2 separate regions of the Homo sapiens genome follow, and region 1 is linked to region 2. A link is a contact called in ENCODE Hi-C or POLR2A ChIA-PET data. All regions are on one chromosome and are shown on one strand. Each heading gives the region's core, a stretch centred on a gene start or an enhancer-like site at or near the end of the contact. The rest is flanking DNA. Distances are from core to core; before and after follow the strand shown. Region 1 holds the start of RNF7 (ring finger protein 7). Region 2 holds the start of NMNAT3 (nicotinamide nucleotide adenylyltransferase 3).

Region 1 (5,925 bases), core at 1,984-4,483, 2.1 Mb before region 2:
AGAAACACGGTTAAGTTGAAGCCTGCTTCTCTTCTTACACTGGATTCTGCTCAGGCATTTGTTTGCTCCTTTCCACATGCTCTTACCCTTAAAAAAACACCACTGCCCTAGTCTCTTCAGTGTGGATTAAAAACAACCACTGCCTCCTGAGGTTTTCTTCAATCCCACAATTACTATCTCCTCTGTGCAAGGAGTTATGCACTGGGGACACCAAAATGACCAAGGCTGGGTCTCAAGGGGCTCAGGAGCAAATGGGGACGTAGACAAACACCTAAATATCATGAGGGTTGTGATATAACAGTGAAGACATCCTACCTGAATCTGGCGCTAGTTCTGTGCAATCACAGAATTTTAATATTAAGGTTGGTGATCCCAACTGCCTCTTTACAAATTAGGAAAATAAGGCTCCAAAAAGTTATGTGAAATATCCAAGGTGATACAGTCATGAAGGGTTACTCTGGCTATTATAACTGGCTGTACTAGCAAACCTATTCCCCTTTTCATCAGCACTTGCTCACTGTGTAATCATCACTCCTTTCTGAATGAAGGGAGGAGAGTGGAAACGAAGAGAGTGTTATCCATATCAGAATGGGCTGACAGGCAAGTCTTGGGAGCAGAAAGTATAATAAATCACAAGTGTGTGAGACAAATTCCAAATACTAAGGAAAGGGAACTAAGTGGGTTCTTGTTGCTGAATTTAGGAATCTCTAAATTACACTTATAGCTCTGATGTAGATTATCAAAACTGACCCAAATCTACACAAATTCCTAAAGTTTCAGATAAAAGATAAAAAATTGCTTTAATGATCTTCCTAGAATCTAAAACAGCACATTTCTAAGGAGTACAATAACACCTTTTAGAATGATGCTAGGGTAAGGACTAGGAAGTCTGGAAAAAAAATTTCCTTCTGCTGTCACCTGACCTCTAAGTGGGTTTTAACACCTCATAAACAAAATACAAAGGTCTAGCCTAGAATAATTTCCTGAACCCAAAGTACAGCTGTTGTAAATATGCAAGACTGATCCTGTAGTAGCAGAATACTTGCTATAATTAGAAAGTTTATGATGAAATGTGTCATTTATAGTCTATACTTTGACCTACATTAAAATCTCTCAGTAAAGTTTATTTGTTGCAAAGTTTCAATCATTATTTCAGGTTATACATTTCCACTTACTCTTTAAATGTTTTTCCTTTGGGGAGGAAATAGCTTTTTGGGAGACAAATCTTTTGAAAATACCCTTTGGGAACATTATTTTTAAACTGGAAAGGAACTAAGTGAAAGCTTAGTTTCCTTTAAACTAAAGGAAATTTATTTAGGAGATAAAATGTTTAGCGAAACTTGTCTTAAAAAAAAAAAAAAAGAGTCTCCTGGATCAGTTAAAAATGCTTCCCAAACTAGAAATTATGATTCCTAAGTGGGGGTAGGGGCAGCTGTATTGCTGGCAAATAAACTAGATACTTTTAAAGCCTCATATGTTTTGTTTGTTTGTTGCTGAGACAGGGTCTCATTCTGTCACCCAAGCTGGAGTATAGTGGCAGTGGCAGTGGCAGGAACAAGGCTCACTGTAGCCTCGACCTCCTGGGCTCAAGGGATCCTCCCACCTCAGCCTCCAGAGTAGCTGGAGGCCACCATGCCTGGTCAGCTTTTTATTTTAATTTTTAATTGTACAGACAGGGTCCTGCGATGTTGCCTAGGCTGGTCTCAAACTCCTGGGCTCAAGTGATCCATGTAAAATAAGTGGGTCATGTCTAATATCAAGGTCTTTCAAAAGAGAAAGATAAAAATATCTGAATCCAATTGTTGTAAATCCTCTTTGAAACAAGCCCTTAGGAATAAAAGACAAAAGAGCATAAACTGCGAAATCTCTTGATTCTGGTATGTTTACAGTCTCACCCCCCTTAAGGTGAGCAATTCTCTGTATGTTCTCCAATTCTCTCATTTTTCAAGACAAGTCACAGTTTTCAAACGATAGAAATGTCCGTTTTCTTTAACTACCCTCAATAAAGAATTCCACTGAAGAGGGTCTCATAGTAATTTTAAATGCCCTATCTGAAAATACAACTTGCATTTAAATAGCACCTGCTTTTCAAAGTGGTCTGAGTTCTTAGAACCATATAAAATATAACAAGATTAAGCTGTTCTGAAAAGTTTCACTTGGTCTAATATTTTAACTCAAAATATCACAGAAAGAAGACATATTTGTAAGAGGGTTCTCCACAAAGGCATGACTCAGAGCAGCACAGTATCTTCTCCAGGAAATGGCATCCAATATGGAGAGGGGGGTGTGATGGAGGTGAAGTTTTACGTTTCTGAAAAAAGGGCTTACAATTCTTCAGCTTCCATGAAACTTAGATATTCTTGAACCACACTGTTCCCTTCAAGCCACGCTAGTGCTATCTGACCCGTCTTAAATCAATCCAGATTTAAAAGCCATTCGAAGAGCGGCGGTAAGCTAATCCGGAAATGCAATGGCTATGAACACTTTCCTGCGTCCCTCGAGGAGAACTAAGGGTGTCGTTTTGTGGAAGATGACTCTGGAGCATCACTTTGGTGGTGACCAAGACTATTAAAGTTCACTGCTGAATCACGGCCTTTACCCTGACCACCTTGTGTTGAGCTTTTAGAGGTGGGGCTGGGGCTGGACACACAAACCGAAGTGTTTCCTGCTAGTTCCCAACAATCACCCGGTTTTACTTTCTTGGTCACACCCATCACTACCTGAAATTACCTTGTTTAACTCCGTTTATTGCCCGTCTCTCTCCCTAGAACACCAACCACCCGGCGCAGGGCGCCTGTTGCACAACCCCGCAGCCCCAGGCGGCGGCCGCAGCCCTCAGGAGCCGCAGCAGGAGCGTGGCTCCGCGTTCCTCCGGCGCCGGGGCAGGGCGACCTCCACCCACTCTCCCAGGCAGGGCACTTTCCGAGGCTTCTGACGGACGCCCGTCCCTTCCCAACCCCGAGGTCGGCTCCCGGAGGCCGCAGGGCGGCCCTGGACTCGCGTGCAGCGCTTACCCATCACCTGGACCCTGCAGATGGCGCACGTATCGCACTCCACGTCCCAGCTCCACATGGCCACCGCGTTCCACTTCTTGAGGGAGAACATCTTGTCGCCTCCCGACTTGGAGCCTGAGCTCCCGGAGTGAGAGGCCAGGGCGCAGGTTTCCTCTCCGTCTTCCACGTCGGCCATGGCGGCGCCGCGGAGCCGACGGCGGAGACGTTGGCTTGGGGAAGGCGGAAGGCTAGGGCGGCTCTGTGGAGCCGCCCGACGGGCCACAGCGCCGCCCGCAGGCCGCCAGCCACCGTGGTGCCTAGACCCCGGCTGCCCACGATTGGCTGGCGCGGCACAGTGACGTCACCTGACGCCAGCGCCAGGGGGGCGGGCAGGCCCCGCCCTCGCCGTCCTAGGCCAACTGAGAGGGCTCGGGCCCTTATGGGGCGACGCCGCTGAATCTGCCTGCTGCGCTGCGGGGTGTTACGTCTGAGCAGGCGCACAGATTGTGCAGGGATATGTGTCCTGCTTTACGGCTTCATTAAACCTACTGCTCTCAGAAATTATCTTGTTAATTTATTCGTTTGTCTCTTCCCTCCCAAATGTAAAACTCTATCAGAGCAGGAAACATGTTGCTATCACCACATTATCCTCCGTATCTGCAAAATGCCTGGCCACAGGAGGCACAATTATTTGTTGAGTGAATAAATGATCTTAAAGATCTAGAAATCTGGTTCAGTGATTCTCAAAACTTTTTGGTCCCAGGACTCCTTTTCACTTAAAAATTATTAGGACCTTAAAGAACTTTTATTTATGTAGGAAATGTGTAAATATATATATATATACACACACACATATTATGTATGAATATATATACACATATACAATGAATATATGTATATTCATATATACATACATTTCCTGTATATGTATACACACATATGTAGAGATTAATGTTTGCTTTTGAAGAAATTAAAACATTTTAAAATGTATTCATTAAAAATCACAGTAGTAACCTCATTACAGGTTATCATTAGAGGGATGACTTCACATACCATGTAGTTGCTAGAAACTCCGGTGTACACTCGTAGAATGAGAGTGAAAAGAGAGAAATAGCTCTAAATATTGTTAGGCAACTAGTTTGCCCTCTTTTGACCGCTAAAAGAGGTCGGGATCCCAGGAGTCCCGGTGTGTGGCGACACAACCCACACTTATTTTTCAGGCCCCGCTCCCTCAGCTGCACAGTCTCCATTCCTTCTGCTCAGTACATTTGAGCTAGTTTAACTTCCTCTTTTTATATGTAGGACTAATGAGGTCTGAAGAAGTGAAATGACAAAGATCACATCGTTATTATAGTAGTGCTTCTACGGCTAGCCCACCATCACATGTGTTTCCAAGAAAGCCGGTATCTCCATTGAAAAGAAAACAGAAGCACAGCCAGCCTAAGGAGATGCCTGACCCCACCATCACCTAGTGGTGGACAGCTACTCTGTCAAGTTTGGATTCTGAGCCTCTCCCCATCCCCTCATTTCCTGATACCTGGGCAAAAGCTAACCAGACTAATGGAGCCTGGCAGGGGAAACAAGAATGCATTAATATACAGAAACATAAATATGGACACAGGGTCACATTTGGTTAGATGCAAATGCGTATTTGTTGAGTGGTGTGTTAAGGGCTGTGAGGGTACAGGATGCAGTGAGGGAAAGCCTCATGAGAGAGGTAGAGGATGCAGTGAGGGAAAGCCTCATGAGAGAGTAGAGGATGCAGTGAGGGAAAGCCTCATGAGAGAGGTAGAGGATGCAGTGAGGGAAAGCCTCATGAGAGAGGTGAAGTTTGAACTGGGGGAACATGGGAGGTCTTCAGGGCCAGTGGAGAGAGCAAACCTCTCTGAGCTGTTGGCCAGAGCAGGGCACAATGGTGGCAGCAGACAGGAATTGGACCACACCTACTTTATAAGCCAGACACCCATTGGAGTGAGCACACAAAACATGTGTTCTCTTCTTACTGAACGACCACACATCTGCCTAGAGATGGCTGTAAATGCTAGGTATCTAACAAAGAAGGAAGGCTGGCACCAGAGGAGGATAAAACGCACCCAGTTGGTGAGAAGTTTGAAAGTCAAAAGGATGAAATGGTGAAAAGGAAAAGAATGGTTTCGCTGGAGGAATGGTATGTGCCCTTGCTGAGGCATGAAATCTGGAGAGAGGTGTCTGCTGCAATGAAATTTAAAATAGAAGCCAGGAGGGAGCATAGGGGCGGGAAGTGGGAAGGCAGGTGGAGGAGATGAGTACAGTTTTGACACACTGCATGTCAGGAGAACTTTTTCTCCTGACAAAAAGAACAGGAATGAGTGATGCGCCAGAGTTCAGTGCAACAAGCAAGCATGCATGGGGAGAAAGGAAAGCAGGAGTGAGGCAGAAAGTTCAGGCTGCAGCAGCTGTTCAGGCGTGGTGGGGCCAACGGGTCCCCTGTGATTACCTTCCTTTGGTTCACCTTCATGAGGGCTTGTCTGCCATCATGAGCACCCAAAGGGCAGGAACTATAGGTGGCCTTGAATGCAGCAAAACAAATATCTGTCCTTCTCATGGCCTGCTCAGTTCCCACTCCACCACTGTGCATTGTTCCTCTCACCAGTCCTTGGTGTGTGGTGACACAACCCACACTTATTTTTCAGGCCTGGCTTCCTCAGCTGCACAGTCTCCTTTCCTTCTGCTCAGTACATTGAAGACGTAGTTTCTTTCATTTTGAGGACTTCTCTTAAGCAAAATATTTGAGGACTAACTAATAAATATTTAGGAAAAACTTGTCTCAGTACAAGTGGACATTTTTGTTATTTCTTTGGTCCTCACTCCAACCATCATTTCCCCCTTCTATGCCATTCATCTTTAACAAAATAAGTTTTCCTGTTGCCAGGGAGGTAAAACTTTCACTCTA
Region 2 (5,901 bases), core at 2,455-4,954:
TGCAAATAGGCCCAGTGTGTCCAAGGAACAGCAACAGAGTCAAGGAAACCAGAGATGAGAATGGCTGACAGCTGGAGCACTTGTCAGGGCAGATCCTTGAGGGCCTTGCACACCAGGGGGAGGACTTGAGATTTTACCCTAATTGTGGTGGAAGCCACTGGAAACTTTTGAGCAGAGGAGTGTTATAAACTGATTCACGTTTTAAAAGGATAATTTTAGCTCAATAGTAAGTATAGCCATGAAGCCAAATTGACAAAGTGAAGGTTTTCTAGTGAGGACCTGCTTTGATGCTTGTATAAGAAAGATCTGGCATGAGCACTATCTGTTCACTGTTTGTAAGAAAACACCTGGCCGGGCACGGTGGCTCATGCCTGTAATCCCAGCACTTTAGGAGGCCAAGGCGGGTGGATCACCTGAGGTCAGGACCAGCCTGGCCAACATGGTGAAACCTTGTCTCTTCTAAAAATACAAACATTAGCTGGGCGTGGTGGCGAGCGCTTGTAATCCCAGCTACTTGGGAAGCTGAGGCAGGAAAATCACTTGAACCTGGGAGGCGGAGGTTGCACGCCACTGCCCTCCAGCCTGGGCTACAAAAGTGAAATTTCATCTCAAAGAAAAGAAAAGAAAATGCCCATCTGCTGAAGTAGTTGCAGTGACTGAAAAGTTTGCCCTCTTTGGTCATTTGAAAAGTCCACCAGTCTCCCTTTTACATTTTACTTTTACCCACTCAAAGCTTGCTTTTCCTCAGCGACAGGTCAGAAGTCAAGGTTAGAATAGGTTCATCCAAATACAGAGGCTGCCCCAGTCTACGGCCTCATCACAATCCATCCACAAGCAAGCTTTCCAGAATGGCCTCAGGTCCATCCCAGGACTGTGACTCTCAGCCATCTGCACATTGCTTACTGCCCAAAGAGTTCCTCCTGAAACTTCATCAGCACACTGTTAAGTGATAGAAGGAAACTGCAGAATAGTGTTATACTGTAGCCAGATCTCATTTTAGTAATGACATTTTTATGCCTAGAAATAATGTTTTAAATGTTCAAAAATATGAGCTAAGTGGTCAGTTCCAGCTTTTTTCCCTGTAGAGACCTGTCTCCTGCAGCCTTGGGTGGGATGATTCCAAGGCATGCTCTTCACACAGTTTTCTAGGGTTTTCCCCTAGGATTAAGCCCTAAACATCTATTATAGTAGCTGGCTTAATCTTTTATTGAGCTCCCCTTTTCTTCCCTGTATTGCTTCTTCATTACTCTGCTGGTGTTCCATGTACCTCTCAAATAACTACTTGCATTAATTCTTACCTCAGGATCTGGTTCTGAGGCACTCAAGCTGAGACATCCTCTATGTAAAATCTTCCTCCTTCCTGAGGTGGCATTAGGTGGCCACCTTCCTTGAGCCATAATGGCAGATAGGATCCAGGAGAAATGAAACTTACCAATAAAGGAGAGATCTGAAAATATTATTCCCATTATACCCATAATCCAGTAGTCTTTTTGTGAGCTTAAGCAAATACAAGACTTGCATTTAGGTATTCCTCCTTCTAAAAAATTAGGAGGTAGTTGCCTCTCCAAAATGGATTTCTCAGCCATTGCGTCTTCACCGCTTAGGTTAGGTAAAGCTTGGCTATTATATGAGGTTCTTACCTTCCAGCACAAGGGGACGCTACTTTTTTAAAAAAATATTTTTATTTCCATAGGTTATTAGGGAACTGGTGGTATTTGGTTACATGAGTAAGTTCCTTAGAGGAGATTTGTAAGATTTTGGTATACCCATCACCCGAGCAGTATACACTGAACCCAATTTGTAGTCTTTTATCTCTCACTCCCTTCCCATTCTTCCCCTCTGAGTCCCCAAAGTCCACTGTGTCATTCTTATGTCTTTGCATCCTCATAGCATAGCTCCCACTTATGAGAATATACCATGTTTGGTTTTCCATTCCCGAGTTACTTCACTTAGAATAACACTCTCCAATCTCATCCAGTTGCTGTGAATGCCATTAATTCATTCCTTTTTTCTTGCCTAGGAAACCAGGCTTCCTCCTAGACCAAGCTTTAGTCTTCACTACCTCAGGCAGAGAAAGCTTCCCTTGCATGAGGAAGTCATTGCCCAGCCTCTTCTCTGCTCTCTGTGTGCAGCTTCTCCCTCCCTGGCCTAGGGCCCTGACCCAGAATGACTCTTCAGCCCACGATTTTAATCGAAGGCCTCTAATCAACCTGTGGTACTACATGCTACACAAGATTCTCAGAAATCCCTAAGCTTTCTCATGAGCCTCCCACCCTGCTGGGAAATAAGCTGACTTATCAATTAAAGAATATCCAAAGATGTTAAGCCACTTAATCCTCCCCAAAACTCAGTGCGGTAGGGGTTGTTACCTCCCATTATACGAAAGGAAAGTGAGGCTTGGGAAGTAAAGAGACTTGTCCAAGATCACCTTCTGGAGCCACATTTTACACCACAGGTAAGAGAAAAGGGATCCGAGAGGGCACGGACACTGTGTCTTCAGACTGAGTGGGGAAGTACCATTTACCTGGGTACTTATTGGGTGCAAGTTGCATGCCCCCGGTGCTAATACACAAGGGACAAATTTATGGGCCTCCTAAAACTGTGGACAGTGCACCCGTCCAGCCAACTTCATGGGTGCACCGTGAGGCTCTGGTGATGTGGACAGGCTTATAAAACACTCTCCATACTAAGATGAGGTTGTGTTCCTGTGTCTAGGAAACGCTGGAAATTAAGTGTACAGCAATCAAAAAACCTTGACATCATCCTTGATGTCTCTCTTTTTCGCACACTCCAATTCACTCCATTAGGAAACTGTATTGGCAGAATCTAGTGAATCTTGTCCTTCAAGGCCTCTCTCTGCAAGGCTCCCATGAGCCCTGGGGGCTTATGGAGAGTTCTGGGTGGGCAGAGGAAGCCAGACTGCGTTAGGGAAGCAAATTTGGGACCTAAATTTCCTAAGAAGGTTTTAGGGGATAGGGACCCCAATCTCTAAGACCCCAGGATTCTGTTAAGATTTATTTTCTCATTCCAAATAAATGTTCACTGGCAAGCCCTAATTCTGTCTTCTCTTTCTTAAGCAGCCCTCCCTTCCTTCTCCCCACACAACTGTGTATGCTTCAGGCCCCAGAAATCCTTCCCTGCTTTGAGGTCTGGCGTTTACCAGGGCAGGGCTTGAGAATAGAGGTGTAAATTTGTCAGAAGGAAACAGGGGCCGCGCAGTAAGAGAGTAGATCCTCATATAACATGGCAGAAAGTCAATGGATAAATCAAGAAATCGCTATGTAAGTTTCTTTTTTTATTTTTTTATTTTATTTATTTATTTTTTTTTTGCGACAAGCGGGTGACCACTAGAAGAAATTAACGGAGGAATTGTTAAAAAGAGCTGTGATGGGAGGGAGAAGTGGCCTGTTGCTTTCATTATAAGCAAATCTAGATAATTTTATTTTCTAATAAGTAAGTGGGCGTTACTTTCATGTATTTTTTTAAAAGAAAATTAAATAAAAATACAAAACAAACAGAATACAAAACAGGAGAATAAAAAAGCAAACACGCACGCAACACAAAAGAGCCTTGGCGGTTGGGAGCCAGCGGGCGGGGGCGGGGGCAGGGGAGAGGGCGGGGCTTAGGACCCTGGGCGGGGCCAGGGCCGGGTCTCCTTAGGGCCCGCCCCAGCGAAGGGGCGGGGCGCAGATCTGTTTCCCTCAGACTCCATCTGCCCGGGGCCGCTAAGGGAGCGCAAGGTCAAGTTCGCCTTGGCCCCGCCTCCAGCTCAGGTACTAGGGGATCTAGACCTGAGGCTGCCCGGGCCGGAGGCAGCCTTGAGTCCCGAGACCAAACGTCGTTTCCCTCTCGGACCTCGGGCGCCGGGCCGCGCGCTGACCGACAGCCCCTGCTAGGCCCAGCAGGTCCCCTAGTCCCCCGCAGTCCCCCGAGACTCGCCGAGCGCCGTTGCTGAGCCCTGCAAATAGCAGGTAAGCGCAGCGTGGGCCCCTCGTCAGCCCACTAGGACCTGGATCGCGGCTGAATGCCCGGGCCCACGTGACTCCTGGCCCCTAACTGAGTCCTGGGAGTCCCCGCTGGGGCGACAGGTGGCGGCGGAGTGCGGAGCCATCCGGGGTGGCGCGAACCGGGGGGACAGCTCCGCGCTGCCTCTGCGCGCCGGCGGTTCTCGCTGCAGCGTGTCAACCTAACCCCCAGCTCCCCTTTGGCTATGACCAGAGTCCCGGAGACGTGGGTTCGGATCCCACCTTTAGCACTCGTGCACTCAAAGGTTAAAAATATAAGCACAGTGTCTAACAAATACTTAACGTGTTCCACTCAGTGTCCGCTGCTGGGCTAAGTGCTGGGGTTACAGTAGCAGGCCAAAAAATGTGGTGCCCTCCCCCGTGCAGCTCACAGTCCAGTGGGGGGAGACCGACAGCAAATGGATATCTATGCAAACAAGTGTGAACGTTAAAACTGTGGTCAGAGCTATGAAGATTGAAATTCTAGGGTGCTGGAGAGATTTTATCAGGGCCCCCAGCTACAAAGGCTGCTGGAACTAAAACTTTAGAGAATTCCCGGGCGGGGAACAACAGAGCAAACTCATTTTGTTGGGAGAGAATGTGGCTTGAGGAAAGGAGGGTTGGTGGGGCTGGCCTGCAGAGAGCTGGGGGGAAAGCAAGTTCCTTAACCTTAACGTTCTCCTCTGTAAAATGGGATTGTTCTACCCATTGAGAATGGAAATGGTGAATGTAAATGACTTAGCACTGCGTGATGGGTGCTGGATGTTACTCTGCACTAAACATCCAAGGCTTGATGTTGTTCTGGACTAAACACAGTGTGCCTGCCTCTCAGCAAAGTCACTTCCCCTCTCCTTGAGTCCTGTTTCTTCCTCTATCAAATAAGTGGTTCTGAGTAGAATCTCTCAAACAGCCTGTTCTCTAAAATGATGACTGGTTTAGTTGTTCATTCTTGAAACATTTAACTGGCGCCCACTTTACCCTGGCTCTGAGGATTCAGAGAGAAATCAGACAGGGGCCCTGCCCTCCTGGAGCCCATGTCCGGTGGGCCAGGTGAAATAAAGTGACAGTTCCACCCTGGCACAACCCAGAGAAAGGGTTCTTACCCACTGGCCTTGCAGGGGAAAGCTTCTCTGTTTTTCTCAGAAAGCCACCCAGGAGCCCCTGAAGGTATGGTTCACACAGCTCCACTGAGCATCAGTTACTTCTTGAATTTCATTGGTGGTTCTCAGCTTTTGGTGTCACCTCTTAAAACTGGACAGAAGACTTCCCAGAAGCAGCAACTATGCTGGGACCTTGCTAAGGACGTGTCAGACCTTGAGACCCCATGGATTTGGGAGAGCATTTTAGGTTTCAGGAAACATCTGTCAGCTGCTCACTGTATTTTATTGGCTCAAATGATCCCAATTTCTTATTTGGCTCTGTTCACAACATTGTTGTAGACAAAGAAAGTGCTCCATGAAAACCAACTGAGAGGCCCAGAGAGTAGGGGAACCCAGATGAGGCAGGAGTCTGGCACCATTTGTGGGGAGTGGTAAAAAAGAACAGGTATGATGTTAACAGAGGGTGTTGGAGGGAAGAGGAGAGAGAGCAGCCATTGTGCAGCCTCTCTTTTCCCCTCTCAGACCACTGCAGGATGCCAGCCCATGAGAAGGGAAGCTCCAGGCTTGGTGGTCACAGACCTGGCACTTCTCAGCTCTGTGACTGACCCTGGGCAGCTCACTCACCTTGTGAGTCGTGAGGATTGCTCAGGCTTAACAGGTGCTTAGCATATCGTTGGCCCTGAAGAAATATTAACTCCCACCCTCTCCTTCTCCTGAATGAACTAAAATATACATAGTTGTAGTGTCTACCTCAGAAGGTTATTATGGGGATTTAATGAGGACCTAAAATACATAGA

Evidence for each region. A loop is a pair of places that touch in the nucleus more often than their neighbours do. ChIA-PET counts read pairs that join two places held with the same protein, here RNA polymerase II (POLR2A). Pooled maps may share reads with other maps.
Region 1: a loop to region 2 is called in a map of B cell, with 12 times the contacts of the local background. The contact joins the promoter of RNF7 here to the promoter of NMNAT3 in region 2. A Hi-C loop is called at or near these places in 1 of 168 maps with a recorded cell type or tissue (B cell) and 5 of 50 pooled maps. POLR2A ChIA-PET finds 5 or more read pairs at or near these places in 1 of 52 experiments (activated T-cell).

Annotation. Positions count from the first base shown.
Region 1 is chr3:141,735,606-141,741,530 of GRCh38, reverse strand. RNF7 (ring finger protein 7) reads right to left here and starts at 3,233. Exons shown (of 3, transcript NM_014245.5): 1 at 3,015-3,233. The coding sequence starts at 3,189. RefSeq lists enhancers at 2,082-2,760, 2,961-3,200, 2,761-3,440, 3,551-3,600, 3,641-3,690 and silencers at 2,761-2,940, 3,201-3,460.
Region 2 is chr3:139,675,775-139,681,675 of GRCh38, reverse strand. It overlaps NMNAT3 (nicotinamide nucleotide adenylyltransferase 3), which reads left to right and starts at 3,704. Exons shown (of 7, transcript NM_001401600.1): 1 at 3,704-3,971. RefSeq lists a silencer at 3,601-3,650.